2 separate regions of the Homo sapiens genome follow, and region 2 is linked to region 1. The links are chromatin loops, found by intact Hi-C in ENCODE. Cell type or tissue: A673. All regions are shown on one strand. Links, peaks and the distances in the headings refer to the core of each region. The heading gives the core; the rest is flanking DNA.

Evidence for each region. Peaks named below come from ENCODE experiments on the same cell type or tissue, not always from the same donor. Only the 100,000 strongest peaks of a DNase experiment are listed, where the experiment ranks them.
Region 2: it touches region 1 in a loop (2.4-fold over the local background); 2 of 110 quality-filtered maps call a loop at or near these places.

The regions. Positions count from the first base shown.
Region 1 is chr2:228,312,530-228,324,532 of GRCh38, reverse strand. No RefSeq gene overlaps it. Among named protein-coding and RNA genes, the nearest start is that of SPHKAP, 140 kb to the right of the region's middle. In A673, for the core only: a CTCF peak has its summit at 6,131 (motif pointing left); a DNase peak (open chromatin) is centred at 6,092; H3K27ac peaks cover 604 bases.
Region 2 is chr2:227,933,699-227,945,701 of GRCh38, reverse strand. No RefSeq gene overlaps it. Among named protein-coding and RNA genes, the nearest start is that of DAW1, 68 kb to the right of the region's middle. In A673, for the core only: a CTCF peak has its summit at 5,975 (motif pointing left); DNase peaks (open chromatin) are centred at 5,991 and 6,271; H3K27ac peaks cover 6,587 bases.

The DNA.
Region 1 (12,003 bases), core at 2,135-10,134:
AAACAATTTCTCATCTTTTCTTCTAGTATATTTTGTATTTAAGAAAACATTTTAAAAATAAATTTGATTTATTTATAATACATGTTGGATTTAATTCAGGCAAATATTTTAAGAAAAACATTTCTTCTGATTTCTTCCAATGCATATTGGATTTTTTTTGTATTTTGATTTTGATCCACCTGAAATTTCTTTAAATTAGTCAAATGCCATGAGAATTTTTCTTATTTTCTTTCTAAATAGCTAGCCAGTTATATCAATATCATTAATTGATTAAATCCATGTTTTTACCAACTATTTAAAATGCCAAAGTTATTATAAATATTCATAAACATTTCAAGAGTATTTATTCGGTTCTGTTGGTTTGCTTCTCTTTTTTCCTCCCAAGTGTTTTAATTAATGTAAAATTTTGATACACTTTAATATCTTGTCAAACCTGCCATTACCTGCTCCTATTACCCCTCTTTTTCAGACTGATCCTGATATTTTTGCATAATTCTTTTTCCAAATAATGTTCAGCTTCAATTTTCTTAATTGTAGTAAAGAGTTGGCAAAATAATTCATAAAAATTGGTAACAACGTTACATATTGGGGAAGTATTTCAACAATCAATTGTGCCATAGAAAGTTCCTCCTTCCCTCCAGGCAGGAAACAACTGTGACTGTCATAATTCATGTACAGGGATCTTCTTTCTTCACATTTGACTTGGATTTTATTGAACCAGCTACACTTTGTCACTTGATTTCCTTTAAGAACAACAATATGCCTTTGTCAAGAGGCTATCTGGAGCTTCTCCGGGAAGATACTTGAGGTATTGGAATGGATCATAACTAAGGGCCACTGAGGGATTAGCTCATCCTTGGCTAGCAGTGACTATTTTCTCGCCACCTGCACTAACCAGCCATTGGTGTCTTATATACAATTTTCTTCCTATTCTTTTCATACCACCTAGAAATTTCTAACAGGAATGGATACTGAATTCCTTTGATCCATATTCATGTTTATTTAGAAATGTGAGGTTCAATCGATTCAATGGGATACAGTGAAATATTTTAATTTTAACAGTAAAGAGGCTTTCAAATGAATGTTAACCTTCTGAAGTATGTGTTGCTATACACCTGACTTAGATACAAGAACATATAAACATATAAAGATGTGGATTTTCTATAAATTTTACTTCAGGAGAGCGGGGGAGGAATCACCAAACATGTAGTTTAAAAGGAAGGGTGTGTGATAGGGATGAATTTACTGCCTGGCCCCTCACTCCCAGACCCTTGCTTCTGTACAGAGCTGAGACCATCGTCCTCAGGCGTTGCAGTTCGGAACGAGTGCCTCCATAACCCCTTATATTTGAAATCTGTGTTGGCATCTTCCTAAGTCTTGAAAAAAGATACATTCTCTGCTTTATGATAAATAATATGGTCAACCAGCAATCTTTCTTTAGCCCAGAGTCACACCTCCAGATTGGAAAAATACTAAAGAAAAACAAAGATAGAGTCCTTGCTGGTGAGAAACTGATCCGCTCTTTGTTCCTCTTTGAGAAGACTAGAACCCTGTACTCAGTCTTTTTTTTGCTCTTATTTTTTCTCAGTCCCCACAACACTCTGTTTATTCCTTCCACTCACAGGAACCCATGACATTGAGTGTCTCTCCCATTCCTTTGACATTTGTCCTCAGTCTTTTGAAACCGCTGGCATTATCAACTTTCAGTGTTATTTAACATTCTACATGCCTTGTCTCTTTCACCAGGATACTAATTTTCTGAGAATAGAACCATGTATTTTATTTCTTCATGTCTGTCACACAGTCCAAGATATTACTATCCCATAATAAACACTCAATAAAAAGACACATACAGGCAAGTGGTCTCAAAGTTCAATACACACACACACACACACACACACACACACACACACCAGATTTAAAAGCCCCTTTTTGACCAATCACAAACTGGAATTTGGGGAGAGTCTTTCAGTTTCTTCTTTGACAATATGGGGAAAAAATATCTACTTCACAGAATTATCGTCAAGGTTACATATTGCTTGTCAATAATCTATTTTATTCTATAAAAGCAAGGCACAAATATGGCTGATATTTGTTGAAAAAAACCACATTTTATTCTGAATTTGAAAGATTTATTACATAAACAGGTAATCCTTTCCATTGTGGTTTGTAATTATGAATGTAATAAGAGCATTCGATTGGAAGTAGAGATTACCTATCCTAATCTTGTTTTGTAGATGAGAAAACATCACAGAGGTGATATGTTTCAAAACTATACAACTAGTGGACTACTATATTTAATCAAGATTTTGTTAAATAAAAACTCATACCTTCCAGTTTATATACTTTTGGAATAATTAATATGCTTCAAATCAAAGAAATATTTTATTCAAAATTGACCTATAATCAGTGATTATAATCATCTTAGTAATTGCCTTGGTTTTTAAGAAAACTGAATAGAATTCTACATGATGAATTTTCTCAATATCGTTACCTATTGCTGATGTTAAGTGGGTGCTTTGTCTTTGAGCTGTTACATAAATCCGTAAGTCTAGAAATGGGAATGTAGAAGATGATGAATTAAAAATTATATTCACCTAGGGCTGGGTGCAGTGGCTCACACCTGTAATCCCAGCACTTTGGGAAGCCGAGGCGGGTGGATCACCTGAGGTCAGGAGTTCAAGACCAGCCTAGTCAACATGGCAAAACCCCGTCTCCACTAAAAATACAAAAAATTAGCTGGGTGTGGTGACATGTGCCTGTAATCCCAGATACTCAGGAGGTTGAGGCAGAAGAATCACTTGAACCTGGGAGGCAGAGGTTGCAGTGAGCTGAGATCACACCATTGCACTCCAGCCTGGGCGACAAGAGCGAAACTCCATCTCAAAAAACAATTTTTTTTAATTATATTCACCTAGCATCTAATTTATGCAGCTTTAAACATACATATTATGAAATTGACCATATGACCATTGACCTGATGGTATGGAAGAAATACACTTAAAAGGATTAACAATGCCCAAGAGAATATACAACTCCTGGTTATATAATAATGATGTAGCCAATTATAATACGGAAGTTAAAAAAAATAAAGAAAACTTGTGTCCAGTTCTTCTGAATTTGTGGCTGAGAGCCCCGGGGCAAGGAGTGCAGAGCAATTGTGTGGATACAGCCTCTAAAGGGAGAAGCCCCTGCCCACCCATCTTGATAATTATCTGCTTTCTCTTGCTTACTCTTTATTTAAATCTGCATGATTACAGTACGGGCTTGCCAATAGAAGAGGGCGGCTGAGCTTCCTGACAACCGCACATTCAAGTAGCCAGCAGTGCTCCTGCAAGCCACAAGATCTGTCAGCACGCTTGCGTTTGCCAGGAGAAAAGGCGAGAAAACTGCACTTTAAACATCAGGCTCAGAAAATCATTAGGCTATCAGCTCATTTTAATAAAGAACATAAATGCTTTTCCTGAGGAGACACAAAATCTTCATTTTAGGATGTGCCTTTTAAAACTCTTTAATGGAATTGTGGTGGGGAATGTCTATCGTACCACCTCATAAACGCTGGCTTCTGAAATCACATGGAAGATAACTGCAAGACTCACTGTCATTTCCATCATTTTTGTAGACAATCTCAGGCCTGGCGCGGTGGCTCACACCTGTAATCCCTGCACTTTGGGAGGCCGAGGTGGCCTGATCACCTGAGGTCAGGAGTTCAATACCAGCCTGGCCAACATGGTGAAACCCCATCTCTACTAAAAATACAAAAATTAGCCAGGCGTGGTGGTACGTGCCTATAGTTCCAGCTACTTGGGAGGCTGAGGCAGGAGAATTGCTTGAACCCAGGAGGCGGAGGTTGCAGTGAGCCGAGATCACGCCATTGCACTCCAGCTTGGACAACAAGAGTGAAACTCCATCTCAAAATAAATAAATAAAAGAAAATAGACAACATCTAAGTCCATGTACAGTCTACCTAGACAGTTATGGTATAGTCTTTTAATTATAAATTTGGACAGTTAATACACTGGAGATACAAATGCAGGTAGAAATATTCAAAAGATAACTACAGGAAGAGTCCCTCACAACCAAACTATTACTCCTGTCCTGTCTTTGTGCTGAGCTGCATGTCTGCTAAGTCTTTTCTCTTTTGTCTTTGTTTTCATCATTTAACATAAGTACAATATAAGCAATCCTTGGAGAAAAAGAAAATCAAAACATGTTGAATGAAATTTCATTAAAGAGACAAAAGAATGATAGCAGGTCCATGTCTCCCTCTCTCCCCATTTTCCACCCCTTCCTCCTTCTCTCCCTCTCACTTGCCCCGGTTTGTATGAAAGATCATTAAGGTAGTAAAGAAAGTATCTAGTGCTTGAAGCCTGGCATGAAGGTAAAGGCTTCCCAGATGGGAGAGAAAGCAATTTAAAAACAGCTGCTGACAACACCAGAGCTAAATTTTGCCTGCTTCACAATTTCTCTCAGACCTAGCACAATTAATATTTATTTCCCAATACACCTATTCTGTGCTGAACTGAGGCCTAAAACAGGAAAAAGTGGATTAACTGAAAAGAAATAAAGGAAGCTATCTTTGATTTCAACACCATTAACCCATTTATGCTGGAGGTTGCAATTTTTTGAATTTTTGCAATCAGACCTTGGCAATGACCTTGAGCAGCAGGCTATAAATAACTCCCACATACTTAGCGTTCCAATAAGGGAACACTAGGCATAAATGGGTTAATTCATATGTCAAAAACAGGTGGTAGTTACTAACTACAACAACCCCTATTTTTCTAGTCAAAAATGAACTCAACAGCCAAATATAATTGAAAAACATGGACCACATTTTATTCTGAATTTGAAAGATTTATTACATAAACAGGTAATCATTTCCGTTGTGGTTAAAGCTACAAATATCCAGACATTGTAGAAAGTTTAAGACTGATATTAGGGCTTGCAAATCAGGAGCTTATGAGGTTATTTCTTATGGAAATATTAATACACCTTTTCCTTTTTGCATTTTTGTCACTGTGTATGAATTATTCATAAGTAAAAATACTGAGATTTATTTTTCAGCATGAACACGAGAAAAAGGCAAATATAAGCTACTGAATTTACATCTTCACAAATATCTTGATAGCTCAAAGCGTTCTTAAGAAAGAAAAAGAAAAACATGACAATTTTAAAGTGATTTTTTTTTTTTTCTTTGAGACAGAGTCCGGCTCTGTCGCCCAGGCTGGAGGGCAGTGGCGCAATCTCGGCTCACTACAGCCTCTGCCTCCCGGGTCAAGCAATTATCCTGCCTCAGCCTCCCGAGTAGCTGGGATTACAGACACCTGCCACCATGCCCAGCTTATTTTTTCTATTTTTAGCAGAGACGGGGTTTCATCATGTTGGCCAGGCTGGTCCCAAATTCCTGATCTCAGGTGATCAGCCCACCTTGGCCTCTCAAAGTTCTGGGATCACAGGCATGAGCCACTGGGCCCGGCCTTAAAGTGATTTTTTTAACTGAAGATTTCTGTAGAACCTACTGGACAGCCCATCATTGTAAACAGACTCACAGAGGAAATTACTTCTTTGTACTAAAAGTGAGATCATGTGAGTATCAGAGATCACAGCACAGCTTTTCATGTTTGTCTGAATGAAAAAAAAAACAAACAAACCAGAAAGAAATGTAGCATCTGAAGCCCATTGCTTCTCCTTAAGTCAAATTCTTTTTTCCCCACTTATATCTTAGGGTTTTGGTGCCAAAGAAAATATATCGGATATCTGGAAGGTCGTAAAAAAGAAATTCTTCTTCCCTGCTCCATTCCCAGAGATCTGGCCCCAACAGATCTAGAGCTGTGCCTGTTAATCTCTGTCCCCAAGGGCCCCAGATAATTTTGATGCAGTGAACTGCTGGACAAACTTTGCAATACCTCAAATGCATAGTAAAAACTTCAGACTTGAGTGCTTTAGTCACAGGTAGGAAGAGGAGAGGAGGGAAAAAATACACCCTTGGTTAATTGTAAGAAGGTCTTCCCTGGAGGTTAGCATAGATGACATATACTTGGAGGATAGGCAAAAAGCCAGAACAGTTCACACCAAAGCAAGAGGTGCTCAGCATTAAAAATCTCCCTCTGCTGGCCGCAGGGACAGGGGTAGCATTGGCACTGACAAGGAGAGGGAGTTGGGCTGGGGATACAACACTGATGACAGCAATTGCTGTCTACTTATCCATTCTACTTATCCATACTTCTACTTACTATTCTACTTACCCTTTCTGCTTATCCATACTCTGTCATCCTAACCAGTGGCATATGCTGCTTTATTGGTAGTGATGCTCATATTGGTATAAAAATCCATAAAAATGAAATCCCGCAAAGCCATCTCTGATACTCAGTGCCTCCAAAGTGCAAAGGCCAAGTGCTCAAGTCTGAAGAATTTCAACATTGTGTAATTCAGTTAACTATTTTTTTTTTTTTGAGACGGAGTTTCACTCTTGCCACCCAGGCAAGAGTGCAATGGCGCAATCTCGGCTCACTGCAGCCTCCACCTCCCAGGTGCATGTAATTCTCCTGCCTCAGCCTCCCAAGTAGCTGGGATTATAGGCATCTGCACCACGCCAAGCTAATTTTTGTATTTTTAGTAGAGACAGGGTTTCACTATGTTGTCCAGGCTGGTCTTGAACCCCTGACCTCAGGTGATCATCCCGCCTCAGCCTCCCAAAGTGCTGGAATTACAGGTGTGAGCCACCGTGCCCTGCCTCAGTTTACTTCTAAGTTGTGAAACTAAATCTGCAATGAATTAATTTGTGCGTATTAGGTACCTGGGGAGGTTTATTGTGTAAGGTGGTAAGATCAGCTTTCCTGGAGATATTAAAATGCCTGAGACACACTTACTTGTATGCTCTAAGATTCATTTTATAGACGTCTACTCACTTCTTAGGCAATGAATATACCTACAAAGGGATTTTACTTTTCTAAAGTTTTCCTTCTCTATAGCTTCCTTGGGCCATTTATATCTAAGATGCCTCATTCCTAGCCTGCCCATCAGAATACTCTACTCGACATCTAAAATGAGCAGGCAAACAGCCTAGAATTTCTCTGTCTGGACTGTTTCTCCTTAAACTAAACAAAAACATTAAAAAAAAAAAAAAGGAGCATGAGGTCAAGAAGATGGATGACACAATCAATTATGGTATTTCTGGCATTGAGTTTCTTATTTAGTGTAAATGTGAAACAATTTCCCTACAAGAAAAATTTTACGAAACATCATTCAAGACATGGCTGTTTTATTATGGAAGCACTTGAAAAGTTTACAAAGCTACTATTTAGCACAGTAAAAAGAGGAATGGAGGTAACTGTTTAAGAGTTGGGTGCAGCTAGGCCGGGTGTGGTAGCTCACGCCTATAATCCCAGCACTTCGGGAGGCCGAGGTGGGCGAATCACGATGTCAGGAGTTCAAGACCAGCCTGGCCAACATGGTGAAACCCTGTCTCTACTAAAAATACAAAAAATTAGCTGGGCATAGTGGCGGGTGCGTGTACTCCCAGCTACTTGGGAGGCTGAGTCAGGAGAATCACTTGAACCCAGGAGGCAGAGGCTGCAGTGAGCTGAGATCACGCCACTGCACTCCAGCCTGGGCGACAGAGTGAGACTCCATCTAAAAAAAACAAAAGAGAGAGTTGGGTGCAGCTGTGCTGAAGAAAGGTAAGGAATAACTGATGAATAACTGATGTCAATTTTGTTTTATAATGGTTGATGGAAACTTCTTTCCCCCCTCTTACAGTTTGACTTCCTGGATAAAAATAAATAGGTAAGGTAGTGAAATAAAAACAATTATGTTGGTAATTAATTCAGTAAATGCTTATTGGGTGTTTACTATGAGTTAAGCACTTAATTGAGGACAGATTATATCAGTGAAGAATGCAAAAAAGGAAGAAATTTCTGCTTTTGTGAAATATTTGTGCTAGTATAAGAATGCATACAGAAAATAAGCATATCAAGCAGATAAATATACTATGCAAGAATATAAGTGGTATGGAAAAAACAAAGCACAGTTAAAGAGGATCCATTAAATGACAGTTATTTTTTAATCACATCTTCAGTGCAGATACTGTGTTAGATGTGAGAAATTCAACAGTGTCCAAAATACTTATAACGCTTAAGGACTGAGAACCTCTTCCTGTGACTGAGACATGATCCAGAGTTGGCCAGCTTGAGGATGTGAACTGATGCTTGGCCCCACCTGGCCAGGGAAGATATTGCTCATAGATCAACAGCACTACTTCCCATTGGGCCCCACAATTCATCTCCATATAGTGTTCCATAGAGTCTGGATCTGTGAATCAGAGCCAACACTTGAAAGGAGTGCAGTTAGTGTGAGGATGGAAGCTGATCAGTACATGCCCATACCTAAACAGGAGGGCACACTGTCAGAGAGCATGCCCTGTATCCTTTGATCCCAGTTACAGAAACTGACCCTTATCAAACTGCATCGATATTTTATGGCTCATTTTGAAAATATAGGTTTCTTTTAATTACATTATTAATGGGGTTTATTACATTTTTCTCTTGAGTGATGCATACTATCCCAGGAACAAATTATTTTTCCAAAGAATGTATTTCTAATGATAAAATAATGCATAATTATTTTATGTAATCTGTTTTACCAAAATTTCAAAACATTAAAATATAAAAGCTTCAAAATTTTAAATATTAAATGTCAGTGTATACTGTATTCCATAGAAACAGAGATGTTTGCAACACATAATCAACTACCTGACATCCTTTTTTTCACCTACTAAGGAAAAATGATGGCACTTCTTGCAGATACTGTGTGACTCAGAGAAGTCTATATAAATATATATACATACATGGTTATATACAGATATCATTTACAACACATGTGTGTAGGTATATATTATATATGTATCTACACACACATACACATAGAGATAGATAGATAGATAGATAGATAGATAGATAGATAGATAGATAGAATGAGGAATTAAAAGAACTAACAGACTGTTCTCACCAAATATTTTTAACAAGAGAATGAGACTTTGTTCCTCTAAAGATAATAAAGAAAAATGACAATAAACAATACTATCAAATAATCAGTGGTCCATATCCAGGAGCACATCTAGTTTTGTGGGGCTTAAAGCTCATACACTTTTGGAGGCCCTCTTTATAAAAAGAATAAAAAATTATAAAGGCAAAATTAGGTTAGAACATGAATTGTTATTAAGAATGAAAAAACAACAAAATTGCTTATTTTTAAAAGCTGATATGTATTATAAACATCAGAAAATTCATAAAAGTAATATAATTTTTATAAATTAACTGGCTAACTGGCTGGCCCTGCTCTATGATAATTTATTCCCCACTTCCTTCTGACTCCATATTTTTTGATCAACTCCTCACAAGAAAACAATTTTTTAAAATCATTTGTACAGAAAAAAGTAGTAAAACAATTCAATCATTCTTTTGGCATGGTTTGATAATTTTAAAAATTTTTTAAGCTTCACAACTTCTTATTGGTAATCCCATGTAAATTTTGAGAATTACTGCCAAATCTGAATGCTAAAAAATCTCTACCAATTTTCTTTATTCATGAACTCTAAAATTTGGAAAAATGTTCCATAAACTATTTTCTAGCTCTATGTGTTTCAAACCTTGTTACTTCTCTCTTTTTTTTTTTTTTTGAGATGGAATCTCGCTCTGTCACCCAGGCTGGAGTACAATGGCACGATCTTGATTCACTGCAGCCTCAGCCTCCTGGGTTCAAGTGATTCTCCTGCCTCAGCCTCCCTAGTAGCTGGGATTACAGGTGCTCGCCACCATGCCTGGCTAAGTTTTGTGTTTTTAGTAGAGACAGGGTTTCACCATGTTGGCCAGGCTGGCCTCAAACTCCTGACCTCAGGTGATTCACCTGCCTCGGTGTCCCAAAGTGCTGGGATTACAGGCGTGAGCCACTGCGCCCAGCCCAAACCTTGTTCCTTCTCAAAGCCCACATACTTTCCGTAAATGAAATGGTGTAACACATCCATATCACAGTACAACCTTTGATTCTTCATCTCTGTGAGACAATGCTATACTTGGCACAATGGATAGTCCTAGTATTCCTGGAGGCCATTCCTACACCTGAAGAGCTTACAAAATCTATACATACAGAAATGACTACAAACAACAAAATTAAGTAACCCACCAAATCAAAATAAATATATCCCAAACTCAATTCCCTGTAGCCAGATCCTGAAAGTGCCCATAGTCTCTCCATCATCACATGGCACTAGGAGTACTATGATAATGGGTATAAAGTATAAAGATACAGTATTCATGAACAAGTGCAGTTAAAACATTTTGCATTTGGAAAAAAAAAAAAAAACAGATGATGAATTAAATACCTTGTGGGGGCTCTGCCCAGGGAAAATAGAGACCATGAGTATAGATAACCCATTCAAGGCATTTTCCCCCAAGATGTAAAGGGAAAAGGAACAGGTGTTGTAGAGATGTTTATTCTGATTTGTTTTTTTTAGGATGAAAGAGACCATGGCATATACGCTGACTCAAATGATCAAATAGAGAGACAGCATTTGAAGGACTAGAAGAATACATGAATGACTGCAGGACAGGGCCTCATTTGCTGACCAGAGAGGATGGGATCCAGGACATGAATAGAAGAGTTGACCATAAACAGAAGCCTGAAATTGTCATCCTTTCTAAGAGCAGAAAAGCAGAATATGTGGTACATGCATGTTGTGTTTGCAAATACGGTGATGAGAACATATGGAATTTCTCCTCTGATCACCTCTTTTCCCAGTGAAATGAGATACAGTGTTTTTAGCTGAGAATGAGGAACTAGGAGAAAGTTGATGTTAGCCATTGAAGGCGAGAGGAGTTGTGAGGTGACTGTCTTGAAAGAATGGGAGAGTAGGTTAACTAGGGAAAGTCATAAAATCGCCTGGAAGCAGTGGTGTCCATTTGAACATTGTGTTCATGAATTTAAAGAGCAACCATTAGAATGGCTATGTGTTTTTCTTCAGCCACACATGGTTGGTTCCAAGTATGGAGAAATTAGATTTAACAGGACTGGGTTTTTCTGATGAGTGTGATGAAAATAGAGACAAACAAAGGAGAAAACAAGTCATACTTGGGAATAATAATGATGATGGACCATGGATTCTAATTTGGACAAAGAGTAAATAAGAGTCATGATGGAGAGGGGAAAGGTGGTGGAGTCCACACATTGGAGGAATCAATGTTATTGAAGAATTTCTGAAGTGGATGTACTTCAAGGCCTTGGAAATTTAGGAGGCCATCTTTGGAGAACAATGGGCCTAGAACTGAAATTACAAAGTGTATTGTAGGAATGACAATATCTAAGATATGCCAATGAGAATGAGTGGCTAAATCAGGGTGAAAAGTAAGATCAAGGTAGGAAGTCAAAGAAGTAAGAGCCAAATTATGGAATATTGGAATAGTATTAGAATTTGCTCCTGAATATGAATAAAGAAATCACCAAGAATTATGACTGGAATAGTGTTGGAAAAAGTGTGAGCCAGGTGCTAAAATCTTCAAAGAATGAGAGTGAGGTCCTGGAGGACTGTTGATTGTGTAGAAAGGGTTATTGGTGGGGAGAGGAATCTGTTAACATTAGCTTCAGTGCAGCTGAAGGTTGTTAGTGGGGAAGAAGGGAAAAACGGTTTGGAAGTTTCAATAAGAAAGAAGGACACTAACCCCGTATCAAGACCTACTGACACAGTAAGGGAGAAAGAACAGCTTCCATTTGAGAGGAATTTAGGGGAAGTAAGGTCATAAAGAATAACTAAGTTTCTGCTGGAGCAAAAAATAGATTTGGTGAAAAATATATAGAGAGTTTAGATAAAGAATGATTGAGTTTCAGAGGGTAGGCGAAAGGATTTGGAGAAATGCATAGAAAAATGTGGAACTGGCTGATATCAGGAGGTGTACAGAGCTTGTGAGGATGTGAGAATAATGCTGAGAGGTGTCCCGGGAGATTCTCATG
Region 2 (12,003 bases), core at 1,789-9,788, 380 kb after region 1:
CCTGTGACTCGTGACTCAACTGGTGCTGTGCCCACCTCTACTCAGAGGCAGATTCAGTACACAAGGACCATTTCCCATACCCCTAAAATTTAATCACCAACCAATCAGCAGCACCCATTCCCTAGCCCCTTACCCACCAAAACATAAAAACCTAGCCTCTGAGTTCTCAGGGAGACTGATTTGAGTAATGAATCCAGCCTTTCTGCTTGACCAGGCTTAAGTTAATTAAACTTTTTTTTGAGACAGAGTCTCACTTTCTTGCCCAGGATGGAGTTCAGTGGCATGATCTCAGCTCACTGCAACCTCTGACTCCCAGGTTCAAGTGATTCTTCTGACTCAGCCTCCCGAGTAGCTGGGACTACAGGCACGTGCCACCACACCTGGCTAATTTTTGTATTTTTAGTAGATACGAGGTTTCACCATATTGGCCAGGCTGCTCTCGATCTGACCTCATGATCCACCTGCCTTGGCCTCCCAAAGTGCTGGGATTACAGGCATGAGCCACAGCACTTGGCCTAAACTCTTTCTTTACTGCGATCACACTGTCTCAGTGAATTGGGCTTATCTGTGCAGCAGGCAAGAACACATCAGGTGATTACAAATATGCCCATAAAGTATAAGACTTACAAGCTAGGTAGAGGAAAAGCAAATGCTGTTCACTGCCCTGACCTTGGCCATTGCCTTGATGTGGCTAGAGTTACAGCTATAAATATATCTGACTGCATTATGCAGAAGTGGTATTATATCTTCTATATCCATGCTGTCCAAAATGGTGGCCACTGGTGACATATGGTTATTGAGTACTCAAAATGTGGCTGGTGTGACTAAAGAACTAACATTTTCACTTTATTAATTTGATGTTAATCATATTGAGTTGACATAAGAATTACTGAATTTATTTAACTCGAATAAATGTAGTTTTGAAACAGATACTTTTGCTTTAAGTTCAAATCAATTCTGGCTGGGCGCAGTGGCTCACGCCTGTAATCCCAGCACTTTGGGAGGCCAAGGTGGGCAAATCACTTGAGGTCAGGAGTTCAAGATCAGCCTGGCCAACATGGAGAAACCCCATCTCTACTAAAAATATGAAAATTAGCTGAGCATGGTGGTGGGTGCCTGTAATCGCAGCTACTTAGAGGTTGAGGCAGGAGATTAGCTTGAACCTGGGAGGCAGAGATTGCAGTGAGCCAAGATCGCACCACTGTACTCCAACCTGGGTGACAGAGCAAGACTCTGTCTCAAAAAAACAAAAAGAAAAACAAAACAAAAAAAAAACAATTCTTCTAAAAAAGATATACCAGGCCTGTCAATGTAGGTGTGACTATTAAAGAAAAATGATTATTTGCTACTCAGTTTAGTTATTGGACAATTTTTACAACATGGTTGGAACAACTTGGATCACAATCTAGTTTTTCAACTGGGAATTTTATAAAACCTAAATACAAACAGGGTATTTCCAATGAAAATTTAGTGTCTGAATAAATATGAGTCTGTCTTCATTTTCTCTCTACTATGAAAATGCTCTCACTCTACTTGGTCTCAGGAAAGAGGGTTTCTGGTGAGTTTGTCCTGTGGAAGTCTCTGTCAAGTGAACCTTCCTTTTGAGGTGGTGATACCTGAACAGCTGGGGTTGGAAAGTGCAGAAGCTTGGCAGGTCACTGGTAAGGTTCTTGAAAAGCCTTGACCTCAGGACAGCCTGTCTTTCCCTTTCTAGTCAAGTCCCCATTCTCCAGAGCTATGCCGATCTGGGGATGCAGGGACAGCACTAGCCAGTGGTATGTATCTGACCAGGGGAGCAATCCAGGAACTACGTTACTGACTCACAACAGAACTTATCTGGGTTTGTTGCAAAATGATTTTTTTTTTGTCTATAGAAAATAGAGTTATTTGTCTCCTCCCTGAAACTTATTGTGATATTTTTGAATAATGTGTTCACTGTTCTTCCCAAGGTGGGTCAGTTTTATGTGTCTACTTGGCAAGGCTATTGTCCCCAGTCATTTAAACACTCTGGAAGTTCTATTTGCTTTTTTATTGAGTATAAATGAGAAAAATCTGAAAACGTGAGTGAGGATCAATGAGTAGTTGGAGTGTCTGTGGTGGCACTATCATTGTGGTTGAGGTCACCTTGGATCTCACAGCTATAGGTATGGGAATCCCAGCTCTGCTCTTCCACTCCCAGAGATAGCAAATCTGCAGAGCTATAGACTCGCAGAGCCAATATGCCGAGATGCACCTGCCTGGAGAGAAAAATACACATGCACACACATGCATGAACACCCACAATGATGCATAATCTCTAACAGTGAAGAAAATGTGGCACAGTAGTTTCCCCTTATCCACAATTTCACTTTCTGTAGTTTTGTTACTCAAGGTCAACTGTGGTCCTTGAGTAACCAAGGACCCAAAAATAATCAGTAAAAAGTTCCAGAAATAAACAATTTATATATTTTTAATTGCTTTCCATTCTGAGTAGCATGATGAAATCTTATGCCATCCCACTCTGTCCCATTTGGGAAGCGAATCATCCCTTTGACCAGCATGTGACTGTAGACACTACCTGCCCTCCGTCACTTAGTAGCTGAGGGAAAAGACAGATCACATTCACATAATTTTTATTACAGTATATTGTGATAGCTTTTCTAACTGTTCTATTTTATTATTAATTATCATTGTTAGTCTCTTACTGTGCCTAATTTATAAATTAAACTTCATCATAGTATGCATGTACAGGAAAAACATAGTATATACAGGGCTCAATATTATATATATAGGTTTCAGGCATCCACTGGCGACTGGAACATATCCTGTAAGGATAAGAGAGGGTAACTTAATGTGGATTCCTGAATATCTAGTAAGCTCTCACACTATGAGAGTTATTAGGTTAAGTGCAGAAATATAAAACCAAACAGGCTAGATATTACTAATGTTAATCAGTATCTATTTTTCTTCAACTTCCATGTACTCAAAGGATTACATTCCTCCCCACCTTTTTTATAGAGACAAGGTCTCACTCTGTTGCCCAGATTGAAGTGCAGTGGCACAATCATAGCTCACTGCAGGCTCAAACTCCTGGGCCCATGTAATCCTCACCTCTCAGTCTCCTGAATAGCTGAGACTACAGGCACATGCCACCTGCCTCGCTAATTTTTTTTCTTTTTTTTCTTTCTTTCTTTCTTTTTTTTTTTTTTTTTTTTTTTGTAGAGACAAGGTCTCACTATGTTGCCCAGACTGGTCTTGAACTCCTGGACTCAAGTGATCCTCCCACCTTGATATCCCAAAGTTTTGGGATTACAGGCTTGAGCCACTGTGCACAGCCCTTTCCCCCTTTTTTTGAAGTTATGTATGGCTAGGTGACCAAAAAAACTGAACAGAAGTGTCATGTGTCAGTTGTCAGTTCTGAACTCTACAACCTCTCTGCCCTTGTCTCAGTGATCCTGAGACCATGTGTTGATGTGGAGCAGCACATGAGTCATCCACAGAGAACTGGTGGCCTGAAGAGTCACCTAGAGCACAGCAGGCTTACTTTACAGAAGTGAGAAATAAACTTCTGTTTTGTGAATCATCTAAGAATTGAGAGGGGAGCAATTTGTGTATTTCGTGTTTGTTTGTTTCTATAGCACAACCTTGCCTATCCTAATGAATGTCTAAGTAACACGTGGTACCTGCCCTCCATGTGCTTACAGTCTAGGAAGGTGATTTCAAGTGTCTCAGTGGCTTTAATAACATGTATTTATTTTTACCGAAATAATTAGTTATTTCCAATTTATGAAGGCATTTATTTCCAAAGATGATAGAATGATCATTTCAATATCAAAACATGTATAAAACAGGAAAACCAAAAAATTCAAATATATTTAGAGCATTTATTCTCAACCTTGGCTATATCAGAATCACCTGGGAACATTTTCAAACTACCAAGGTCAGGGCCCTAACTGTCAGAGATTCTGATTTAATTGGTCCACAGTGGAGCCCAGGCACTGGTATTTTTAAAGTTCCCTAGTTTCAGATTCAATGACTTTAATAATTGCATTAAGCTCCTGGGATAAGTCTTTTAAGTAGTCTTAATATTAAACATTAAATTAAAAATTAAACTTAACATTAGTTAGCTTCCAGTTATCCAAAGGAAAATAGAAACACATTTCTCAACTGACAGGTGACTGAAAAAAAAATGGCAGATAGGAGGCAGTACTAAAGTGCAGCTCCCACTCTGGATAGACAGAGCAGAATGTGGAGACTAGCATTGTGGACTATTGCTCCAAAAACTACTGCAGGAGTATACCAGAAAAGCCAAGAGAATCCACAGACCCTTTGAAGGAAGTGGATTCCTCCTGCAGGATCCAGGAGACATCTCAAATACCGTGCTGGTATCCACAGCTGAGAGAACTGAACACAGTTCACCTCACAGGACTCTGTGCAGACACCCCCAGTACCAGCCCAGAGCCTGGCAGCCCTGCTTGCTGGCTAGATTCAGAAGAGAAATAACAATCACTACAGTTTGGCTCTCAGAAAGCCACATCCCTAGGGAAAGAGGGGGAATATTACATCAAGGGAGTACCCCGTGGCACAAGAGTCTGAACAGCAGCCTTGAGCTCCAGATCTCCCCTCTGACATAGCCTACCCGCATGAGAAGGAACCAGGAAAACAATTCTGGTAATATGACAAGAGAAGGTTCTTTAACACCCCAAAAAGTCGCATTAGCTCACCAGCAATGGATCCAAACCAAGAAGAAAAATCTGAATTGCCAGAAAAAGAATTCAGAAGGTCAATTATTAAGCTATTCAAGCAGGCACCAGAGAAAGGTGAAGTCCAACTTAAGGAAATCAAATAAATGATACAAGATATGAGGGGAGAAATCTTCAGTGAAACAGGTAGCATAAATAACAATCACAACTTCAGGAAATAAAGGACACACTTAGAGAAATGCAAAACATACTTGAGAGTCTCAGGAATAGAATTGAACAAGCAGAAGAAAGAACTTCAGAGCTCAAAGACAAGGTTTTTGGAATAACCCAATCCAACAAAGACAAGAAAAAAGAATTTTGAAAATGAGCAAACCCCCAAGAAGTTTGGGATTATGTTAAATGACCAAATATGAGAATAATTGGCATTCCTGAGAAAGATCAGCATTCCTGAGGAAATTTAAAAGTTTGGAAAACATATTTGGGGGAATAATCGAAAAAACTTTCCCCGGCCTTGCTCAAAGAACACCTGGGAAATTCATCACAAAAAGATCATCGCCTAGGCACATTGTCATCAGGTTATCTAAAGTCAAGACAAAGGAAAGAATCTTAAGAGCTACGAGGCAAAGCATCAAGTAACCTATAAAGGAAAACCTATCTGATTAACAGCAGATTTCTCCCACCTTGGCCTCCCAAAATGTTGTGATTATAGGCATGAGCCACTGTACTGGGTCTTATGAAGGTATTTTGTAGAGGTGATTAAAATCCATAATCAGCTGACTTTAGGTAAGGGCAATTATCGTACACAGTCTGAATGGCCCTGATTCACTCAGCTGAAAGATCTAAAGAGAAGAATAAAAGCCTCTCAGGAGAATGAGATATTCTGCCTGTGGCAAAAGTTTCAGCTGACACTTATCCTGATGGCCTTCCCTAAGAATTTCAGACTTGCCTAGTCAGCCTCAGAATCCTGGAAGACAATTCCTTACAGTAAATGTCTTTATGTTTTCTACTTACTCCGTTCATTGTTTGAACCTCGATTGATATACTCCCCAACCCTCACTAAATTGTAAACCGTGAGGGAGAGATGTCTGTCTTCCCTTTTATGAATCCCAGTACCTAGCAACACGCCTGGCCCATAACAGGCACCCAGTGAACATCAACACAAACAAGGCTACTCTGTGATCATGATGTGGGCCAAGACAAAAGACAAAACAAAACAAAAAAATCACCATACGGCCATCTGAACAGACACAACATGAGCGTTGTCCAAGCCACGAAAGTGACTAAACAGCCCCCTCTCCTGGCTGGTATGAGTGACAGCTGCTCCTTTACCAATTACAACTTTAACCTTGCTCTAGTTTGCTTTCTCAATGGATAATTTATGAAGACACCCAATCATATAAAATTATTCTCACTTCCTGAGAGTATTCCATCTAAAGCAAAGAGCAAAGCCGGAAGGAAGGAAGGAAGGAAGGAAGGAAGGAAGGAAGGAAGGAAGGAAGGAACGAAGGAAGGAAAGAAGGAAGGAAGGAAGGGGAAGGGAAGGAGGAACAATCTGGTTGAAGAGGTAAAACATGCAACATAAAGGATGGGCCTTGAGACACAATAAATGCTATTGGAATTCAGCGTAAGGAGTGAGCACATCTGGCCATGGAGATCAGAGAAGATTTATAATATGACCTGGGGTTAAAGGATAGAGCGTGGGGGAACAAAAGTGTAGAGATTAGAAAGGGCATATCTGGACACATCATACAAGATAAACTAAACAAAGAATTCATGTGATAGAGTGAGGGAAAACAAGTGTGGACGAATAGATCATGACCAGATTTTGCACAATTAAATGCAGAACTTCATTCTTGCAGCCAGTGGTTTCTTGCTATCTATCTATCTAACTCTCTATCTCTCTATCTCAAGATTCAAAAAATTTTTCTTCAAATGCTTTTTACTTGGAGGCTAAAATCAAAGACAAAAAAAGTGTTTTTAATGGCACTCCTCTGGCTAAAGTGCAGTGTGGAAGACAGGATTCCGTGTACTCAGCTCCTCACTCACTGAGCTTTGAAAAATAGCTGAGACTCCATAAAGCTGAGTTTGAAAATCAATGTTAAAGTCATGAGCCATGTTAGTATTCATTCATTCATGTATTTACTCCATCAATCAATCAATTAATTCACTATTTAGAGCACTCTAACATGCCACATTTTGGAGAAGCTCCGAGTAAGAAGAGAAGCTTCGTCTCCTGGTGGTAGGACCTGATTGAAAAGGGACAATAACACTCCTGAGGTTGCAGGTCTTTGTGGACATTACTGAGGTCCAGCAGCAGCCTCCAGGTCCTATGGGGCTTATTCCAAAGACAATGAGTCCCTGACAGAGGAGGCAGACTGTTGTGAACACTGTAGATGTGTACTAGCCACATTTTTCCCGACCTCATCTCTCCTCCGTGAACTTGGGCCACAGCCCTGGGAAGATAAGTTAAAAACATAGTGCTCCATCACAAACATCTCTATGAAACATTGGGGCAGCAGCAAAGCTGCTGTACAGCCCACACAGCAAACTGCTAAAGCAGTGCCAAAAGGCACTTGAGGTGGAAAAGATTTTTAAAATGGAATATGAGAAAATGTTATCTATCCAAACAGGAAAAGGTGATGATCCCAGTGGACAGAGATAGAAGCACTTGTCACTTCACCTGCATCCTGTCTTGGAAAAAGCAGGATGTTTGACAAATCCACAGAGTCCCAAGGAGAATTCAAAGTCTACTTTCGTGGACCTTCTTGCAAGATTTTCCATTTTTCCCCAACCTCCTTATTTCCAAATGGCCTAGGCTCTTTCCAGCCAACGATCTTCCCATCACCCAGCAGGGCTTCAGCTCAGAACATTCTCTAAAAGATATCTAGCCTCCTCTTTTCTTGGTGGTTAGTCTTTTCATATTCTGTCTTTATTCATGGAATAGCCCATTCCTCACAGGGAACCAACAGATCTGTGCTCCCTGGCACTTTCAACTCTGAACTCCTGTCCTTTGTCCTGATCTCTTTGTAAACCCCCAGCCCAGGGCCAGTGTTAGGATGTGCCTTCTCCACACCAGTGCTGCACAGCCTAGCCCTATGGGAGAGAATCACACAATCAGAATGCCGATCGCTCCAGTAACTCCATCAACTCCAACTTTGGCTGCACCGCTGATGCTGCCCATCAGCCCTATATGATTCTCTTCAGTGACTATTCTCTCCGCAAAAAACACCTCATTCTCAGCAGACATCACCAGAAAGCAAAGTCATCAGGCATTAATTACTCGGGTCTTGGTGTTTCTACTGGCCTGATACTCAGAGCCAGGCCTTGGTGTTTTCCAGTTGAACACAACTTCACAGAACATCAACATAAACAAGGCTACTCTGTGATCATGATGGAGATCAAGACCAAAAACAAGAGCACGCTAGAATCATGTCTGAACAGACAGAACGTGAGCATTGTCCAATCCATAAAAATGACGAAACAACCCCATCTCTTGGCTGATATGAGTGACAGCTGCTCCTTTGCCAGTCATGTTAGGCTTGCTCTAGTCTGCTGTCCCTATGGATAATTTATGAAGTACCCCATGATGCAGAATTATCCTCACTTCCTGATAGCGTCCAATATAGAGCAAAGTCCCTAAACCTAACCTAACACAAGCTCATATCCTATAATAAATTCTCTCTAAAATTCTCTGAGACACTCCATGCTTTCCCAGGGAGTGCGTTTTCTTTCCAAGGCGGCATCAACCAAATTTGTTCAACTATAATCATGGTCCTGGTGGTCTTCAGCTGGGGGATATTGACAAGAATTATTTAAAAAAAAAAATTGCTTTTGTTGGGTTCTGTACTACACATGTAATTTACATGTGTTATCCATTTAATCCTTTGATGATAGTGAGGATTTGTACCCATTGTAGACATGGAAACACTAACACTGAATCAAATAAAAAGCCATCCAGGCCGGGCGCGGTGGCTCACGCCTGTAATCCCAGCACTTTGGGAGGCCGAGGCGGGCGGATCACGAGGTCAGGAGATTGAGACCATCTTGGCTAACACGGTGAAACCCCGTCTCCACTAAAAATACAAAAAATTAGCCGGGCGCGGTGGCGGGCGCCTGTAGTCCCAGCTACTCGGGAGGCTGAGGCAGGAGAATGGCGTGAACCCGGGAGGTGGAGCTTGCAGTGAGCCGAGATAGTGCCACTGCAGTCCCGCCTGGGCAAAAGAGCGAGCCTCCGTCTCAAAAAAAAAAAAAAAAAAAAAAAAAAAAAGCCATCCAAGTCACAGATCCAGCATAAAGGGTAGAGGGATACAGGAGTCTGGCACCTGAATGAAATAATGTATACAGTGGTCCATTTCCAAGACAAAGTGCCTTGAACCGGCTTAGGTCAGCAAACTACAGAAGAAACAGAGTATACTAGGCCCCTGCTTGGATAGCCGATGCCTGCTTGTCAGCCTCCCCCTTCCCCCGCGGCAACTTAGTTGCCTTTACCCAAACCGAAGAAGTTTAGTCTAAGATGAAAGTTTACTAGCCTGCAAAATAGCTCGTTTTGTCTGTTATCAGCCTGCCCAGCTACTTAAGTCATAAGTCAAATACTTGAAGAGCCCTTGAGCTAACTAGGATTGCAATGCATTGTGGGCTGCAACAAAATGCAGCAAGACAACCCTAAAAAAAAAAAACACCTGGAGCCCCTGTGCAACAATAGGTGACATCTGGGAAGACTGTGACCCCCATAGTACTCAGCCTACGAGGGAGGAACCAGGGGAGGGACCTGTGCTCTAGGGGTTAAATTGCTTGTGGAAACTGTGCTGGGTGTGCCTGCCTATCAGACACCCGATCTTGCAAGGTCCTCATTAAAAGTCTCACGCTGTTCTCCAGGTCTCCGAGTTCATCCTTTGGGTTTGGACGGGTGAGTTTGTCTCACACTCCGGAGCTCATGCTCTTAATGATTTTAGAAATAAAAACAAAGAAAATTTAGCAAGACCATTGTCTTCCTCACATCCTCTCCTCCAGTCTCAGAACAGGAGCTGTTTCTCATTATAATGTCAACCTCCCTCTCTGTCTGCTCTTTCATCCCTCCTCTTCCTCCTTAAGCAACTGGCTTCAGCAAATACCAATTTTCTTCTGATTCTTCATTTCTCTTTCCCCTAGGACCATCTTCTCAGTCAGATGTCAGCCTCTTTCATTCTAAAAACAAACCACAATTACCTCCAATGATCCATGGTTCCTTCACCTTTTCCATCTCCAGCCCAAGTTCTGAAAACCCTAGTCTACATTTGCAAGAGGAGGATAATTAATAGGCATGCATCAATGGAATTTTGGAAGCCTATCTTTTCCAGTGTGGAGGGCAAGAGTCGGTGGGAGAAACTCAAAAAAGAGTACAAGAAAATAATGATATCTGCAGTAAATTCTAAAGTATGAGGGGGTAAAATTGTCCAGTTGTAGGGATAGAAAAGGAATTTTAGAGTAGTTAGGTAAAAGTAAAATCACAGAGAAAGGAAAGCATGGCACATTTTTAGACCTAGTGAGTAGTCTATCTGCTGTATTAGTTTACTAGGGCCGCCATAACAAAATACCAGACTGTGTGGCTTAAACAACTTGTTTACTCACAGTTTTGGAGGCTAGAAGTCCAAGATCAAGGTGCTCCCATTCCTTCTGAGGTCTTGCTCCCTGGCTGGCAGATGGCACCTTCCCACTGTGTCCTCACATGCTCTTTCCTCTATGCATTTGCCTGCCTCGTGTTTCCTTCTTATAAGAACACCAGTCATTAGATAAAGAAAAGATGGCACATATACACCATGGAATACTATGCAGCCATAAAAAAGAATGAGTTCAGGTCCTTTGCAGGGACATGGATGAAGCTTGAAGCCATCATCCTCAGCAAACAAACACAGGAACAGAAAACCAAACACCGCATGTTCTTGCTCAAAAGTGGGAGTTGAACAATGAGAACACATGGACACATGTAGGAGAGCATCACACACTGGGGCCTGTTGCGGGGGGGTGGGGTAAAAGGGGAGGGAGAGCATTAGAACAAATACCTGATGCATGCAGGGCTTAAAACGTAGATGATGGATTGATAGTTGCAGCAAACTACCATGGCACATGTACACCTATGTAACAAACCTGCATGTTCAGCACATGTATCCCAGAACTTAAAGTAAAATAAATAAATAAATAAATAAATAAATAAATAAATAAATAAATACTTGAGGGGATGGATTAAAAAAAAAAGAGTACCAGTCATATTGCATTAGGAACCCCCCCCCCCCAATCCCCCGTGGTCTCATTTTAACTTAATTACCTCTTTAAAGATGCTATCTTCTAATAATTACATTGTGAGGTACTGGGGGTTAGGACTTCAACAGATGAATTTTAGGAGGGACACAACTCAACCTATAACATCTGGGATATACAGGAGCAGGAAAGATGGGGCCAGAAATGCAGATTAGGATCAGCTCACAGATACCTGGGAATATAAGAATGGGAAACTTGAACTTCTTTAGATAGTGAGCTATATGAACACCTGAGATGACATACTTCACTCATTTAACCTTCAAAATTGAAGGTTAAATATGCTAACATGATTCATTTACAAATAAATTATCTTTGAATGTTATAATGTGTATTTTGCAGCAATCAACATTTCCCTCTAAAGAAACTCGCTTTCAGATATATATAGATATATATAGATATCCACATTCTCCTATTTTTATCCTCTTCTTTCAAACCAACCCTAAGAGGAAGATCTTATAGATAGCAAGAGATTATCTGAAATGTACATATAGCCAATGCTACAAAAAGGTTTGGATTAATACTCATTAAGTATTAGCTCAAATTCTTGGGAAAGCAGCTAACGCTATTCTAAATATAGACCACCTGCTTTCCCCAAGGGAGTCAGTAAAACCTGAGTGACTCAGAAGCACATTGGAGAGACAAAGGATCTGCTGCAGCAGCAATGAATGGTCTTTAGAAAGGCAGAGGAGCTGCCCTTGCACTTTGCAGGAAGGGCAGTGCATGCAAGATCTTCCCTCCTGTCACACAGACAGAACTGATTCCAGCCTAGAAATGGCACATTCTCAATGGAGAAAGGGAAGGTCATTTTGTAGGTGAGAAAACTGAGTCACAAACTGAATTCTCAAGGTCTCAGAACCAAAACCTCGTGGAGCAGGATATTAAAACAGGCATTCTGATTCCAGAGTCGGTATTTTCAATCACCAAAATGCTGTCACTCGTGAGAAATGGGCTGTCATGGCAGCCACCCCTCCTCTCAAATAAAAACCATTATGACAGTTTGATGTCAACAAAGCACCATTGACCTCCA